Regions from separate parts of the Homo sapiens genome. Here region 2 is linked to region 1. Evidence: chromatin loops called from intact Hi-C (ENCODE). Cell type or tissue: endothelial cell of umbilical vein. All regions are shown on one strand.

What was found. Hi-C counts contacts between places; a loop is a spot of excess contacts. Peaks named below come from ENCODE experiments on the same cell type or tissue, not always from the same donor. Only the 100,000 strongest peaks of a DNase experiment are listed, where the experiment ranks them.
Region 2: a loop joins it to region 1, with 25 times the contacts of the local background. A loop is called at or near these places in 34 of 110 quality-filtered maps.

What each region holds. Positions count from the first base shown.
Region 1 is chrX:57,450,841-57,458,840 of GRCh38, reverse strand. All of the region lies in intron 10 of FAAH2 (fatty acid amide hydrolase 2), which reads right to left. Among named protein-coding and RNA genes, the nearest start is that of ZXDB, 140 kb to the left of the region's middle. RefSeq lists an enhancer at 4,584-4,723 and a silencer at 7,031-7,325. In endothelial cell of umbilical vein, a CTCF peak has its summit at 4,658 (motif pointing right); a DNase peak (open chromatin) is centred at 7,170; H3K27ac peaks cover 2,812 bases.
Region 2 is chrX:57,152,439-57,160,438 of GRCh38, reverse strand. It overlaps a transcript of FAAH2 not described here. Among named protein-coding and RNA genes, the nearest start is that of SPIN2A, 19 kb to the right of the region's middle. In endothelial cell of umbilical vein, a CTCF peak has its summit at 3,836 (motif pointing left); a DNase peak (open chromatin) is centred at 3,838.

The sequences.
Region 1 (8,000 bases):
GAGGGAATCTCCTGTTCTTTGGATTGCAAACCTGTGGGGAAAGCATAGTAAATGGGCTGGATAGCCCAGTCTCTCAGGGCTTCCCTTGGCTAGGGAACGGAGGCCCCCACTCCTTGCACTTCCCGGGTAAGGCAATGCCCAACACTGCTTCTGCTCGCCCTCCATGGTCTGCACCCACTGCCTAACCAGTCCCAGCGAGATGATTAGGTTACCTCAATTGCAAATGCAGAAGTCACTCCCCTTCTGCGTTGATCTCACTGGGAACTGCAGACTGAAGCTGCTATTCCTATTCAGCCATCTCGACATCCATCTTCCTAGGTTTTCTTCTAGGATTTTTTTGTTTTTTTTTGGATGGAGTCTTGCTCTGTCACCCAGGTTGGAGTGCAGTGGTGCCATCTCGATTCACTGCAACCTCTGCCTCCTGGGTTCAAGCGATTCTCCTGCCTCAGCCTCCTGAGTAGCTGGGATTACAGGGCACCTGCCCAGCTATCTGTCAATATTTTTATAGTTTGAGGTCTTACATTTAAATATTTAATCTACTTTAACTTAGTTTTCATATATGGTGACAGGTAGAGATCCAGTTTCATTCTTCTGCATACGGCAGGCAAACTATTATAGTACCATTTATTGAATAGAGAGTCCTTTCCTCCATTGCTTACTTTTGCTCATTTTGTTGAAGATCAGATGGTTGTAGGTGGCAGGTTTATTTCTGGGTTCTCAATTCTGTTTCCTTGGTCTATGTGTCTTTTTTTGCAGCAGTACCATGCTGTTTTGATTATTGTAGCCTTATAGTACATTTGGAAGTTGGGCAATGTGATGCTTCTGTATTGGCTCTTTTTGATTAATATTGCTTTAGCTGTTGAGGTTCTTTTTTTGTTCCAAATGAATTTAAAAATAATTTTGTCAAATTTTGTAAAAATGGCATTAATATTTTGATAGGAGTAGTGTTGAATCTGTAAATTGCTTTGGGCAGTATGGCCATTTTAACTATGTGGATTCTTCCAATATATGAGCATGAAATATTTTCCCATTTATTTGTGTTACCTCTGATTTCTTTTAGCTGTGTTTTGCAGTTCTGCTTGTAAAGATCTTTACCTCATTGGTTAGATGGGTTCCTAGGTATTCCTTTTTTTTTTTTTTGTGGCTATTGTAAATGGAATTCTGTTCTTCATTTGATTCTCACCTAGAACAATATTGGTGTATAAAAATGTTAGGATTTTTGTACATTGGTTTAGTATATTAAAATTTTAGTGAATTCATTTATCAGTTCCAGGAGACTTAGCAGAGTCTTTAGGGTTTTCTAGGTATTGAATCATATCAGTAAAGAGAGAGAGTTTGATTTTCTCTCTTTTTATTTGGGTGCCTTTTATTTATTCCCTTTCTTCATTGCGCTGGCTAGCACATCCAGTACTATATTGAATAGGAGTGGTGAAAGTGGGCATACTTGTCTTGTTCCAGTTCCCAAGGGGAACCGTTCCAGTTTTTGCTCATTCAGTATTACGTTGGCTGTGGGTTTGTCGTAGATGGCTTTTACTATTTTTAGGTATGCTACTTTAATGCTTAATCTGTTGAGGGCTTTTGTCATTAAGGGATGTTGGATTATATTATAGGCTTTTTGTGTATCTATTGAGATGATCATGTAGTTTTTGCTTTTGATTCTGTTTATTTGGTGAATCACATTTATTGATTTCTGTATGGTGAATCAACCTTGCATCCCAGAAATAAAACTTGCATGACTGTGTTGGATTAACTTTTTGATATGCTGGTGGATTTAGTTTGCTATTATCTTGTTGAGAATTTTTGCATCCATGTTCATCAGGGATATTGACTTGAATTTTTTTTTATTTTACTTTACATTTTGTCTCTGCCAGATTTTTGTATCAGAATGCTGCTGGATTCATAGAATGCATTAGGGAGAAGACTCTTCTTCGATTTTCTTGGGAAAGTGTGAGTAGGATTGGTATCAGTTTTTCCTTATATGTCTGGTAGAATTTGGCCGTGAATCCATGGTCCTGGGCTCTTTTTTGTTGGTAAGTTTTTTTATTAGTGATTCAATTTCTGAACTTGTTATTTATCTGTTCATGTCTTCACTTTTATCCCTGATTCTATCTTGGAAGGTTGTGTGTTTCTAGGAATTTATCCATTGTATCTATATTTTCTAACTTGTGTTCACAAAGGTGTTCTGTATAGTCTCTAAGGAACTATTCTATTTCTGTGGAATCAGTTGTAATATCATCTTTGTCATTTCTCATTGTGCTCATTTGGATCTTTATTTTTTATTATTCCTTGTTAGTTTAGCTAATGGTATATCAATCTTGTTTATTCTTTTGAAGGAGCAACACTTGTTTTCATTGATGTTTTGTATGGTCTTTTAGGTCTGAATTCAGCTCAGTTCTCTGATTTAGTTGTTTATTTTCTTCTACTTTATTCGGAGTTGGATGTTCTTTTTTCTTGTTTATCTGACTGTCTTTAGGTTGTTAATTTGACATCTTTCTAACCTCTTGATGAAGGTGTTTAGCACTACAAATTTGTCTCTTACCACTGCTTTAACTGCATCTCAAAGATTTGGTAAGCTGTGTCTCCTATTTCATTAATTTCAAAGTAATTTTTAATTACTGTCTTAATTTTGTTTTTTGCCCAAGAGTTATTCAGGAGAAAGTTGTTTAATTTCCATTTTCTGGTAGTTTTGAGAGATCTTGGTATTGATTTCTGCTTTTATTGCACTATGGTCTGAGAGTTTGCTTGGTATGGTTTTGATTTCTTTGAATTTATTGTGATTTGCTTTATGTCCAAGGATGTGGTGGACCTTAGAATATGTTCTGTGTATGGATGAGAAAAATATATATTCTGTGGTTGTTGTGTGGAGTACTCTGTAGAGGTTGATTGGGTCCAATTGATCAAATGTCAAGTTTCAATCCAGAATTTCTTTGTTAGTTTTCTGCCTCAGTGATCTGTCTAACTCAGTGAGTGGGATGTTAAAATCCCCCGTTATTATTTGTGGCTGTCTAAATCTTTCCATTGGTTAGGAAGAACTTCCTTTATGAATCCAGGTACTTCTACATTGGGTGTGTATATGTTTAGGATAGTTAAGACTTCCTGTTGAATTGAACTCTTTATTATTAAGTATTACCCTTCTTTGTCTTTTATGACCGTTGCTGGTTTAAAATTTGTTAATCTAATGTAAGAATAATGACTCCTGATCTTTTGTTGTTGTTGTTTTCTATTTGCTTGATAGATCTTTCTCCATCCTTTTACTTTGAACTTGTGGGTGTCATTGCAGTTGAAATGGGTCTCTTGAAGACAGTAGATTGTTGGGTTTTATCTTTTTATCTAGCTTGCCACTCTATGCATTTTAAGTGGTACTTTTAGACCCTTTACATTCAGGGTTAGTATTAATTTATGAGATTTTGATCCTGTCATCATGTTGTTGACTGTTTTTTAGACTTGACTGCATAGCTGCTTTATATTGTTTATGGGCCATGTGCTTGAGTGGATTTTTGAGGTAGCAAGTTTTGGTCCTTTATTTTCATATTTAGCACTCTCTTAAAGAACTCGGGTAAGGGTGGTCTGGTAATAATAAATTCCTTTAGTACTTGCTTGTCTGGGAAGAATTTTATTTCTCGTTTGCTTATGAAGTTTAGTTTCATGGAATATGATATTCTTGGTTGAAAATTCTTCACTGTAACAATATTGAAAATAGGCCCCCAATCTCTTCTCACTTGTAGGTTTCTTACAGAGAGTTCTTACAGAGAGTCTGGTGGGGTTTACTTTGTAGGTAACCTGATTTTTCTCTTTAGCTACTTTTAAGAGTTTTTCTTTTGAGTTGATCTTGGTGAATCTGATGACTATGTACCTTCCGGTTTGTCATCTTGTGTAGTATCTACAGGGGGTTTGTGTATTTATTGAATTTGTATGTCCTCCTCCCTGGGACGTTTGGGGAAATTTTCATGGACTATATCCTCAAATATGTTTTACAAGTTACTCTCTCTCCTTTTCTTTTGAAAACACCATGAGTCATACATTTGGTATCTTTACATAATCCCATATTTCTCAAAGGATTTTTTCATTTTCAAAAATTCTTTTTTCTTTATTTTTGTCTGACTGAGTTGATTGTATAAGCTGGTCTTCCAGCTCAGAGATTCTTTCTTCATCTTAATTTTTCTGCTGCTGATGCTTCAGATTCTATTGTGGAGATCTGGAAGTAAATTTTTCAGTTCCAAAAATTTAATTTGGTTCTTTCTTAAAATGGATATTTTATCTTTCAGCTACTGAATTGTTTTATTGGATTCCTTGGATTATGTTTCAACTTTCTCCTCATTCTCACTGAGCTTCCTTGTCATCCAGCTTCTGAATTCTATGTCCACAGTCAGCTCACTCTGGTTAAGAACCATTTCTGGGAGGCTAATGTGTACGTTTATAGGTAAGGGCAAACACTGGCTTTTTGAGTTGCCAGTTCTTGGATTCATTCTTTCTCATGTGTAAGGGTTGATGTTTCTTCACCCGTGAGATAAGTTGAGGATAGTCAGCTGGCTTTGTTTCTGGGTATATTTCAAAGGGTCATGACTTTGTACAGAATGTTTATTTCTGGCTGGATCTTTTCCTTAGTTTTCACAGGTGATACATACTTGCAAAATATTTTAGGTTTGCATTTTGACCTGAGATCCAGCAGGTGGCGCTTAAGAGTGCTAGCAGGCAGATAGGCTCTTCCTACTCTCTTTCAGGGCTCTTCGGTGTTCTGGCCAAGATGACAGTAGTCCTCTGTGGTGTGGGGGAGAGAGGTGACTCGCTCACCTAGATGGCTCCTGGGCTTTGGAGGAGCCCCCTTCGATCACTGGTTCCATGCCCTCACTTCTTTTGTTAGGTGTTCTGGTCCATGGGCTCCCTCAGGCAGGGACCACATTTAGTAGACAGGTCATATCCTTGCCAGGCTGGCCCTGTGGAACAAGGCACACCCCAATCCTCTGCCAGCCCATGAACCTGGGTATCTCCACTTCTCTCAGTGATCTGAGAACGAGGGCTCACCCTTGCTTGGCCACCACCAAGTCCTGATCATCTAAGAGCTGTGGGATGGGGTGGGGTCACTTAATCCCCTGTCTAGGTGCTTTCCGGGGGTTCAAGAAGTTGTGGCCACACACAGAGTTCAGGCAGATGTGGGAATGCTGGGCTGGAAGCTCTATCAGACATGGATTTCCTGGCTATGAGTGGCGGGTTTGGGTGCAGTTGCCTGACCTGCTGTTGGGTTATATTCTAGAGGCTGTTCCTGCCATCAGAGTTCAGACAGAAGTGGGACTGCTGGGCTGGAAGTTCTAGCTGCCTGGCTATGAGTGGTGGTGGGGGTTGTGGAATCACCTATCCTGCAGTTTTTCTGTTTCCCTGGATAACAGGAGGCTGTGTCCACTGGCAGAGTTCAGAAAGAAGAGGAACTGCTGGGCTGGAAGCTCTAGCAGGCATGGCCTGCTGGCTACAAGTGGCAGAGGTGGGCATTGTTGTTTGTGGGTCTCATTTTCCTTTTTTACTTGTATGCCTCATAAATTTTTGTTGAAAACTAGATGCTTTAGTTAATATATTTTATCAACTCTTGATTCTGATTTTTCTCTACCTCTGGGGTACGTTGCTGTGAATTTTGTTAGTATCACTGAAATTTTAGCTTTCAGGGAATTTTTTGTATCTAAGATCTTCCATATTCTGCTTCATGTAAAATCAGCCTCTCTTGGGCAGGGTTGAAGAGCTGCAAGTTCTTATGACCAGCCATGACCTTGTTTAGAACTTCCACAATAAGGTGCCACAGGTAATGGAAGCTGTTGGATGTAGCAGTATTCTCTACTTGCCCACAACAGATGCTGTGTAACATGGGTCTGGAAAGAATGGGAGTTGTCAGTCTTTAAGGTCTGCCTTGCCCTACCCAGTGTGAAAGTTTTGTACCTCAAAGCTGTATCTGAGAAGCGGAGGGGAAAACAGATCCCAGCTTAAATATCATAGACTCCAACTTTTCTTATTAGGAATCACTAATTTTTCTTGAATAAATGCTCCTGAATTTGCTTTATGCCATTTGATCATTTTTCACACTTGAAATGGTTGTTTCCAGTAATTTTTCCAGTTTTATTGCTGGTTTGCTTGAGAGAGAATTTGCTGAGCTTCTTACTCTGTTATTCTGGGATGTTCATTCTTATTTATATTTTTAATTATGTATTTGTTAGTTTAACAAAAAATAATTATGCATTTTGTGCAACAATGCAATGTCCTAGTCAATGCGGATTACATAGGTGAACAAGATAGAAACAGACCACAGCCTTTGAAGAGCTAACAATATAGCAGATTATTTTGTTAAGTAGAATCTTTGCTTAGACTACATGAACATTTCATTTTGTGTGTCTAGCTTATCAATTGGGGAGGTGACCAAGCCCACTCTGTTTAAATATCACAAAGTCAAGTTTGTTCTCAGAGAAAAAGAATGCTGTGATCAATTGTTAATGACTGGCATGGGTACAAGAGGGACTCTTGAGAGTGGCATGTTATGATTTTGCCAAACCTGACATATAAATCTTGAGTTTCACTCTAATGCTGGATGCTGAAGAGGTCACAAAAGATCTGCTTAGCATTCCTGGCACCAATATCAATGGGTTTCTCAGATGAGATCTTTAAAATGCTGTATGGCCAATGCTGTTCATCTCAGGATATAAATGGTCCAAGAGATCTTTGAGTACAGACACCTAAAGTGGGGAGAGGGGAGAAAGCCAGTGAAAGGCCACTTTTGTAAGCTGTTTCCTTCCATCTGTCCTGGTAATCACCTCTCCCAATTATTATGACATATAGGTGTTATGTTGATAATCGTGGTAGGACTAAAGTGGAAGAAAACTGTAAATAACTTCTTTGAGATACAATGATATGAAACATTGTTGATTGCATGTTATCAGGAAATAGCATAGGCTAATCAAATATTCAAAGAATCTGCAGGCTAGATTATTCTCTTTCATTACTGTGTTATTCCAGTGACATTATGCAAAGAAAGCAGGATGGGGCAGGGTGCCAAGACAAATAAATTTTTTTTGCAGTTTTTAGCATGGCTGTGAATGTTCTCCATGACATGCTTACCTTTTCAAACTCATGCTCCTCCTCTCACTCCTCTATTAAAAACTTACTCTCTCCAGTTAGTGTAGTGTTTATACCCTCTGTCCACAGTGTTCCTGTGTGTTTTTCTGTTCTATTGCTCATGGGGTTCGTACTGCGTGGACCATTGTAATACTTACTCAACATCCTTCCTCTGATTAATTTCTAGTTCTCCTTCAGGACCCAGATCAGGGGTCACCTATTCCAGAAAGCCTTCCTTTGTTTTCTTCTACTGAAATTCTCTGTTAACATTTGTTTGTCTCTTGTACTAAGCTAGGAGCTCCCTGAGAGCATGGAATGTATCTGATTCATCTAACACCAGTGCATACAGTATAGTTCACAATACATGCTTAATAAATTTATTCTCATTGTAGAGTGTCAATGGAGCAAAGTAGGAGAAGGTACTTTGCTTCACTGAGCACTAAGTGAGGCAGAAGAACAAGGGAAGAGAGTTAATTAGAAGCAATAGGATTTGGAGTCAGACAGACCTGGGTTTGAATCCTTATCACTTCACTTCATAGCTGAGAGACCCTGTTCAGCCTCCTGTTTCCTCTTCTGTGTAATAAATAAGATCACTTCCTCTGAAATCATAGGGCCTGGGTTAAAGTCCCAGTTCGTATATTATCTTAGCTATGTGACTTTGGAAATGTTTCCTAAAGATTTTTGTGTCTAAATTCCTTCATCTGTAAAATGAGGACACTAATAATTTCTCCTTTTTATAGGGCTGCTGTAAGATAAAATGAGATGAAACATGTAAAACTCAGAACAATTCTAGGAATAGATAAAACAAGGAAAACACATATAACTAATACTACGAAGTAAAGCAGAGATATTGATATTACCTACATTAATATCAATATAAACATATACATGTCTCCAATAAATGGTATCAT
Region 2 (8,000 bases), 300 kb after region 1:
AGAGGTTCAAGGAGGAGCTGATACCATTCCTTTTGAAACAATTCCAATCAATAGAAAAAGAGGCAATCCTCCCTAACTCATTTTATGAGGCCAGCATCATCCTGATACCAAAGCCTGGCAGAGATACAACAACAAAAAAGATAATTTTAGAACAATATCCCTAATGAACATTGATGCAAAAATCCTCAATAAAATACTGGCAAACCGAAGCCAACAGCACATCAAAAGGCTTATCCACCATGATCAAGTGGGCTTCATCCCTGGGATTCAAGGGTGGTTCAACATACAAAAATCAATAAACGTAATCCAGCATATAAACAGCACCAACGACAAAAACCACATGATTATCTCAATAGATGCAGAAAAGGCCTTTGACAAAATTCAGCAATGCTTCATGCTAAAAATTCTCAATAAATTTGGTATTGATGGGACGTATCTCAAAATAATAAGAGCTATCTATGACAAACCCACAGTCAATATCATACTGCATGGGCAAAAACTGGAAGCATTCCCTTTGAAAACTGGAACAAGACAGGGATGCCCTCTCTCACCACTCCTATTCAACTAGTGTTGGAAGTTCTGGCCAGAACAATGAGGCAGGAGAAGGAAATAAAGGGCATTCATTTAGGAAAAGAGGAAGTCAAATTGTCCCTGTTTGCAGATCACATCATTGTATATCTAGAAAATCCCATTGTCTCAGCCCAAAATCTCCTTAAACTGATAAGCAACTTCAGCAAAGTCTCAGGATACAAAATCAATGTACAAAAATCACAAGCATTTTTATACACCAACAACAGACAAACAGAGCCAAATCATGAGTGAACTCCCATTCACAATTGCTTCAAAGAGAATAAAATACCTAGGAATCCAACTTACAAGGGATGTGAAGGACCTCTTCAAGGAGAACTACAAACCACTGCTCAATGAAATAAAAGAGGATACAAACAAATGGAAGAACATTCCATGCTCATGGGTAGGAAGAATCAATATCATGAAAATGGCCATAATGCCCAAGGTAATTTATAGATTCAATGCCATCCCCATCAAGCTACCAATGACTTTCTTCATAGAATTGGAAAAAACTACTTTAAAGTTCATATGGAACCAAAAAACAGCCCGCATAGCCAAGTCAATCCTAAGCCAAAAGAACAAAGCTGGAGGCATCATGCTACCTGACTTCAAACTATACTACAAGGCTACAGTAACCAAAACAGCATGGTACTGGTACCAAAACAGAGATATAGACAAATGGAACAGAACAGAGCCCTCAGAAATAATGCCACACATCTACAACTATCTGATCTTTGACAAACCTGACAAAAACAAGAAATGGGGAATGGATTCTCTATTTAATAAATGGTACTGTGAAAACTGGCTAGCCATATGTAGAAAGCTGAAACTGGATCCCTTACACCTTATACGAAAATTAATTCAAGATGGATTAAAGACTTACATGTTAGACCTAAAACCATAAAAATCCTAGAAGAAAACCTAGGCAATACCATTCAGGACATGGCATGGGCAAAGACTTCATGTCTAAAACGCCAAAAGCAATGGCAACAAAAGCCAAAATTGACAAATGGGATCTAATTAAACTAAAGAGCTTCTGCACAGCAAAAGAAACCACCATCAGAGTGAATAGGCAACCTGCAGAATGGGAGAAAATTTTTGCAATCTACTCATCTGACAAAGGGCTAATATCCAGAATCTACAATGAACTCAAACAAATTTACAAGAAAAAAACAACCCCATCAAAAAGTGGGCAAAGGATATGAACAGACACTTCTCAAAAGAAGACATTTATGCAGCCAACAGACACATTAAAAAGTGCTCATCATGACTGGCCACCAGAGAAATGCAAATCAAAACCACAGTGAGATACCATCTCACACCAGTTAGAATGGTGATCATTAAAAAGTCAGGAAACAACAGGTGCTGGAGAGGATGTGGACAAATAGGAACACTTTTACACTGTTGGTGGGATTGTAAACTAGTCCAACCATTGTGGAAGTCAGTGTGGCGATTCCTCAGGGATCTCGAACTAGAAATACCATTTGACACAGCCACCCATTACTGGGTATATACCCAAAGGATTATAAATCATGCTTCTATAAAGACACATGCACACGTATGTTAATTGTGGCACTATTCACAATAGCGAAGACTTGGAACCAACCCAAATGTCCAACAATGATAGACTGGATTAAGAAAATGTGGCACATATACGCCATGGAATACTATGCAGCCATAAAAAATGATGAGTTCATGTCCTTTGTAGGGACATGGATGAAGCTGGAAACCATCATTCTCAGCAAACTATCGCAGGGACAGAAAACCAAAGACCGCATGTTCTCACTCATTGGTGCGAATTGAGCAATGAGAACACTTGGACACAGGAAGGGGAAGATCACACACCGGGGCCTGTTGTGGGGTGGGAGAGAGGGGAAGGATAGCATTAGGAGATATACCTAATGTTAAATGATGAGTTAATGGGTGCAGCACACCAACATGGCACTTGTATAAATATGTAACAAACCTGCACATTGTGCACATGTACCCTAAAACTTAAAGTATAATATAAAAAAGAAAGAAAGAAGTTCAAGAGAAAAAATAAAAAATAAAAAATAAAAATTAAACTGAGCAAATTGGCTTAGTAGAATCCTCCAGCAATTATCCTCCTACCCCCTGCGGAACACCAAAATAAACAAGTATTCATGCAAAAAATACCTTTGTAAGAACCAAAACGTCAGGTGATTGATCACAGTACTTGGTTTTAACATAAATATAAGAAAAAATGCATTCAAGAGGATAGAAAGGACAGTCTCACATTGTCTACATGACCCCTCTCCCAATCTAAAACAGGGCAGCCAGAAGAATCTGTGTGTTGGGAGAGAAAGAGTGCAGTCAGTGTGGAGATTGCATGGGAACCCAGTGCCACCTTGTCACAGTGGAATGCAACACCAGGCAGACTTCTACTGGTGCCCATGGAGGGAGCATTTAGACCAGCCCTGGACCAGAAGGGAATCTGATACTCCAGTAGGAGAAACCCAGGTCCTGGCCCAATTTGCCATTGCCTGACTAAAGTAGCTCAGGGCCTCGAAAATTTGAGTGGTAACCAGGCCATCATGACTACAGTCATTGGGTGCATTCTGCTGGTCTCAGATGCTGTGGAATGGAATTGAGATTCAGCAGGACACCAGCTGCAGTTGGTGTGGAGGACCTGTGTGATCCCTCTCCCAATTCCACATAGTGCAGCTCAGAGAAAGACTCTTTCCACTTGGGCAAAGGAGAAATAAAAGTACAAGGGACTTGGTCTTGCAACTGGGTATCAGCTCAGCCACAGTAAAATAAAGCACCAGATCAAATACTGAAGCTTCCAATTCCAGAATTTTGTTCCTGTACATCATTATTAAACCCACCCTGACGAAGAAGGCAATCTGCTGCCCTGGTGGGATAGAACAAGTTCTGGCTGGATTCGCCATCTACAGACTAAAATGTATTTGGACACTGAATAAACATTAGCAGTAGCCAAACAGTGGCAGCTGTGGGCCTTTGGTGAGGTCCAGTACTAGTGTCGGTCTGGAAAGCCCTGGGCTTCAAGTGCAACCCAGCACGGTGACAGGTGCAGTGGTCATAGGAGTGCCTGTGTCACCTCTCCCCCAACTCCAGGCAGCCCAGCACAGAGAGATTCCATCTGATTAGCAGAAAGAGAGGTAACAGAGCAAGAGACTTTGCTTGGAAAACCAGGGAATTCTCTCTTATCTTTTCCAAGTCCACAAAGGCTGTGTATCTAGGAGAATGCAAGAGTTGCAGCATACCAGGGCTCAGGCTGCCACCTAGTGCTGAAATCGCTACAGTCACCACAGGCTTAGGTCACTTAATACTGTATCCTCTGAATTCTTGGAAAACCATTTCCAGAAGATTCAGTATGAACAAGGCCAGACTGCAAAGACTGAAATAAATACATAACTCTTCAATGCCCAGATACTGAAGAATATCCACAAGCATTAAGAACATCCAGGAGACATGATATCACTAAATGAACTAAATAAGACACTAGAAACCAATCCTGAAGTGCCAGAGATATAGAACCTCTCAGAGGCAGAATTCAAAATAGCTATTTTGTGGAAGCTCAATGAACTGCAAGATAACACATAGAAGGTATTCAGAATTCCATCAGAGATTTTACCATAGAAGCTGAAATCATTTTAAAACATCAAACAGATATCTTAGAGCTGAAAAATTCAATTGACAGAATGAAAAATGCATGTGTGTCAATAACAGAGTTGATCAAACAGAAGAAAGAATTAGTAAGCTCAAAGACGTGATATGTCAAAACACACTACCAGAGGATGAAAAAGAATGAAATATGAGAAGGAAGTGAATTGCTCCTGCAAGACCCAGGAGACAGCTCAAATACTGTGAGTGCCCAAACTGTGAAAGTGAGAAAGGGGGATCATGTACCCCTGAACACATACCCTTACAGAGTAACCTGAAGGTCTAGATCACGGGAGAAGGATTTCACCTTGCCTTGAGCTGAGTAAATTTATAGAGCCGAGTGAAATACAGGGGTAGAGGAGAAGCAGGAAAAGCCCTGTGGGCTCTCTGGGTCCCCAGGGAAGCTATGTCTGACTTGTCTCACAGTGTTCCTTGAGGAGGGCTGCCAGAGGAACTGGGAAAAGATCACAGTAGCCAGAGGAACTGGGAAAAGATCACAGTAGAAGGAAACCTCCAGCTGAACTTTGTAACAGTTCCAACTGAACCCAAAGTCTCCTGGCCAGAACTTGGGGGATGACGTGAAACTCGTGTGCAGACTCAAAGGCAGGGAGCCCTGCTTTTTTCTCAGCCTGAAGGCTAGTAGTAGCCTGGAGCAAGTTCTCAGCCCAGCACGCCCCACTGCCTGGAAACAAACTCAGTGCTATTGGGGCATGGTGGGAGTGAGACTAGCCTTTTTGGTTGCGTGGGAGCTGGGTGAGGCCTCTAACTGCCAGCTTCCCCAACTTCCTTGATAACCTGCATGACAAAGCAGAGGCAGCCATAATCCTCCTGGGAAAATAACTCATTGACTGGGAATCACACCCCCATCTGCCATAGCAGCCACAGCAAGCTCCACCCAAGGAGAGTCTCACCTCAGACACACCTAACCCTGCCCCACTAGATGGTCCTTCCCTACCCACCTTGGTAGCTGAAGACAAAGGGCATATTCTCTTGGGAGCACTAGGGCCCCACCTACCACCTGATCCTCCATATCTCTTTAAAGTGTCACCTCGTGGCAGGAGGCCAACCAGCACAAAACCAGTGCATCAAACAACCACAATTAAAGACCCTCACAGAGTCCATTTAACTCTCCTGCCATCCCCACAGCAGCAGGTGCTGGTATCCCTGGATGAGAGACCTGAAGATAGTAAAGATAGTATACATCACAGGACTCTGGGAAGACAACCCCCAGTACCAACCTGGAGCCTGGTAGCTCTGCTGGGTGGCTAGACCCAGAAGAGAAATAACGATCACTACAGTTCAGCTCTCAGGAAGCCACATCCCCAGGAAAAAGAGGAGAGTACTACATAAAAGGAATACCACATGAGACAAAAAAAATCTGAACAGCAGCCTTGAGTCCCAGATCTTCCCTCAGACATAGACTTAACCAAATGAGAAGAAATTAAAAAAAAAATCTGGAAATATAACAAAACAAGGTTGTTTAACACCCCCAAAAACATTACACTAGCTCACCAGCAATGGATACAAACCAAGAAATCCCTGAATTGCCTGAAAACAATTTAAGAAAGTTGATTATTAAGCTAATCAATGAGGCACCAGAGAAAGGTGACATCCAATTTAAAAAAATAAAAATAAAAAGATACAACAAGGCCAGGTGTGGTAGCTTATAACTGTAATCCCAACACTTTGGGAGGCCAAGGTGGGCAGATCACCTGAGGTCAGGAGTTCGAGACCAGCCTGGCCAACATGGTGAAACCCTGTCTCTACTAAAAATGCAATAAAAAAAAAAAATCGCCAGGCATGGTCGTGGGTGCCTGTAGTCCCAGCTACTCAGGAGGCTGAGGCAAGAGAATTGCTTGAACTGGGGAGCAAAGGTTGCAATGAGCCGAGATCATGTCACTGCACTCTGGCCTGGGTGACAAAGTGAGACTGTGTCAAAAAAAAAAAAAAAAAGATACAACATATGAGGGGAGAAATCTTCAGTGAAATAGATAGCATAAATAAAAATAATGACAACTTCAGGAAATAAAGGACACACTTAGGGAAATGCAAAATGTACTAGAAGGTGTCAGCAATAAAATAGAACAAGCAGAGGAAGGAACTTCGGAGCTCAAAGACAAGGTTTTGCTTTAATTCAATCCAACAAGGACAAAGAAGAAAAATTTTTAAATGAACAAAGCTTCCAAGAAGTTTGGGATTATCTTAAACAACTCAACCTAAGAATAATTGGAGTTCCTCAGGAAGAAGAGAAACCTAAAAGTTTGGAAAACATATTTGGGGGAATATTCAAGTAAAACATCCCTGGCATTGCTACAGACCTAGACATCCAAATACAAGAAGCTCAAAGAACACCTGGGAAATTCATCTCAAAAAGATCATTGCCTAGGCAAATTGTCCTCAGGTTATCTGAGGTCAAGACAAAGGTAAGAATCTTAAGAGTTGTGAGGCAAAAGTACAAGGTAACCTATAAAGGAAAACAGATTAACAGAAAATTTCTCAGCAGAAACTCTACGAGCTAGAAGGAATTGGGGCCCTATCTTCAGCCTCATTAAACAAAACAATTACAAGCCAAGAATTTTGTATCCAGCAAAACTAAGATTCATAATTGAAGAAAAGACACAGTGTTTTTTAGACAAACAAAAGCTGAGAGAATTTGCCAATACCAAGACAGCACTACAAGAACTACTAAGGGGAGACTGAAATCTTGAAACAATCCTGGAAACACATCAAAACAAAACCACTTTAAAGCATAAATCTCACAGAACCCATAAAATTAAAATACAATATAAAAAAGGTATACAGGCAACAAATAATACAATGAATGGAATAGTATCTCACATCTCAATACTAACATTGAATATAAATGGCCTAAATGTTCCACTTCAAAGATACAGAATTGCAGAATGAATAAGAATTCACCAAGCAAGTATCTGCTGCCTTCAAGAGACTCACCTAACACATAAGGACTCACATAAACTTAAGGTAAAGGCATGGAAAAAGATATTCTATGCAAATAGACACCAAAAGCAAGCAGGTGTAGCTATTCTTGTAACTGAGAAAACAAACTTTAAATCAAGAGCAGTTTAAAAAGACAAACAGGGACATTACATAATAATAAAAGGCCTTGACCAACAGGGAAATATAACAATCCTAAATACATATGCACCTAACACTGGATCTTCCACATTTATAAAACAATTACTACCAGACCTTAAAAATGAGATAGATAGCAAGACGATAATAGTGGGGGATTTCAAAAGTCCACTGACAGCACTAGACAGGTCATCAAGACAGAGGTCAGCGGGGGGGGAGCCAAGGTGGCCAAATAGGAACAGCTCCAGTCTACATCTCCCAGTGTGAGCAATGCAGAAGACAGGTGATTTCTGCATTTCCATCTGAGGTACCGGGTTCATCTCACTAGGGAGTGCCAGACAGTGGGTGCAGGACAGTGGGTGCAGCACACCGGGCACGAGCTAAAGCAGGGCGAGGCATTGCCTCACTCGGGAAGCACAATGGGTCAGGGAGATCCCTTTCCTACTCAAAGAAAGGGGTGACAGATGGCACCTGGAAAATCAGGTCACTCCCACCCTAATACTGCACTTTTCCAACTGGCTTAAAAAATGGGACACCAAGAGATTATATCCTGCACCTGGCTTGGAGGGTACTATGCCCACGGAGTCTCGCTGATTGCTAGCACAGCAGTCTGAGATCAAACTGCAAGGCAGCAGCGAGGCTGGGGGAGGGGCGCCTGCCATTGCCCAGGCTTGATTAGGTAAACAAAG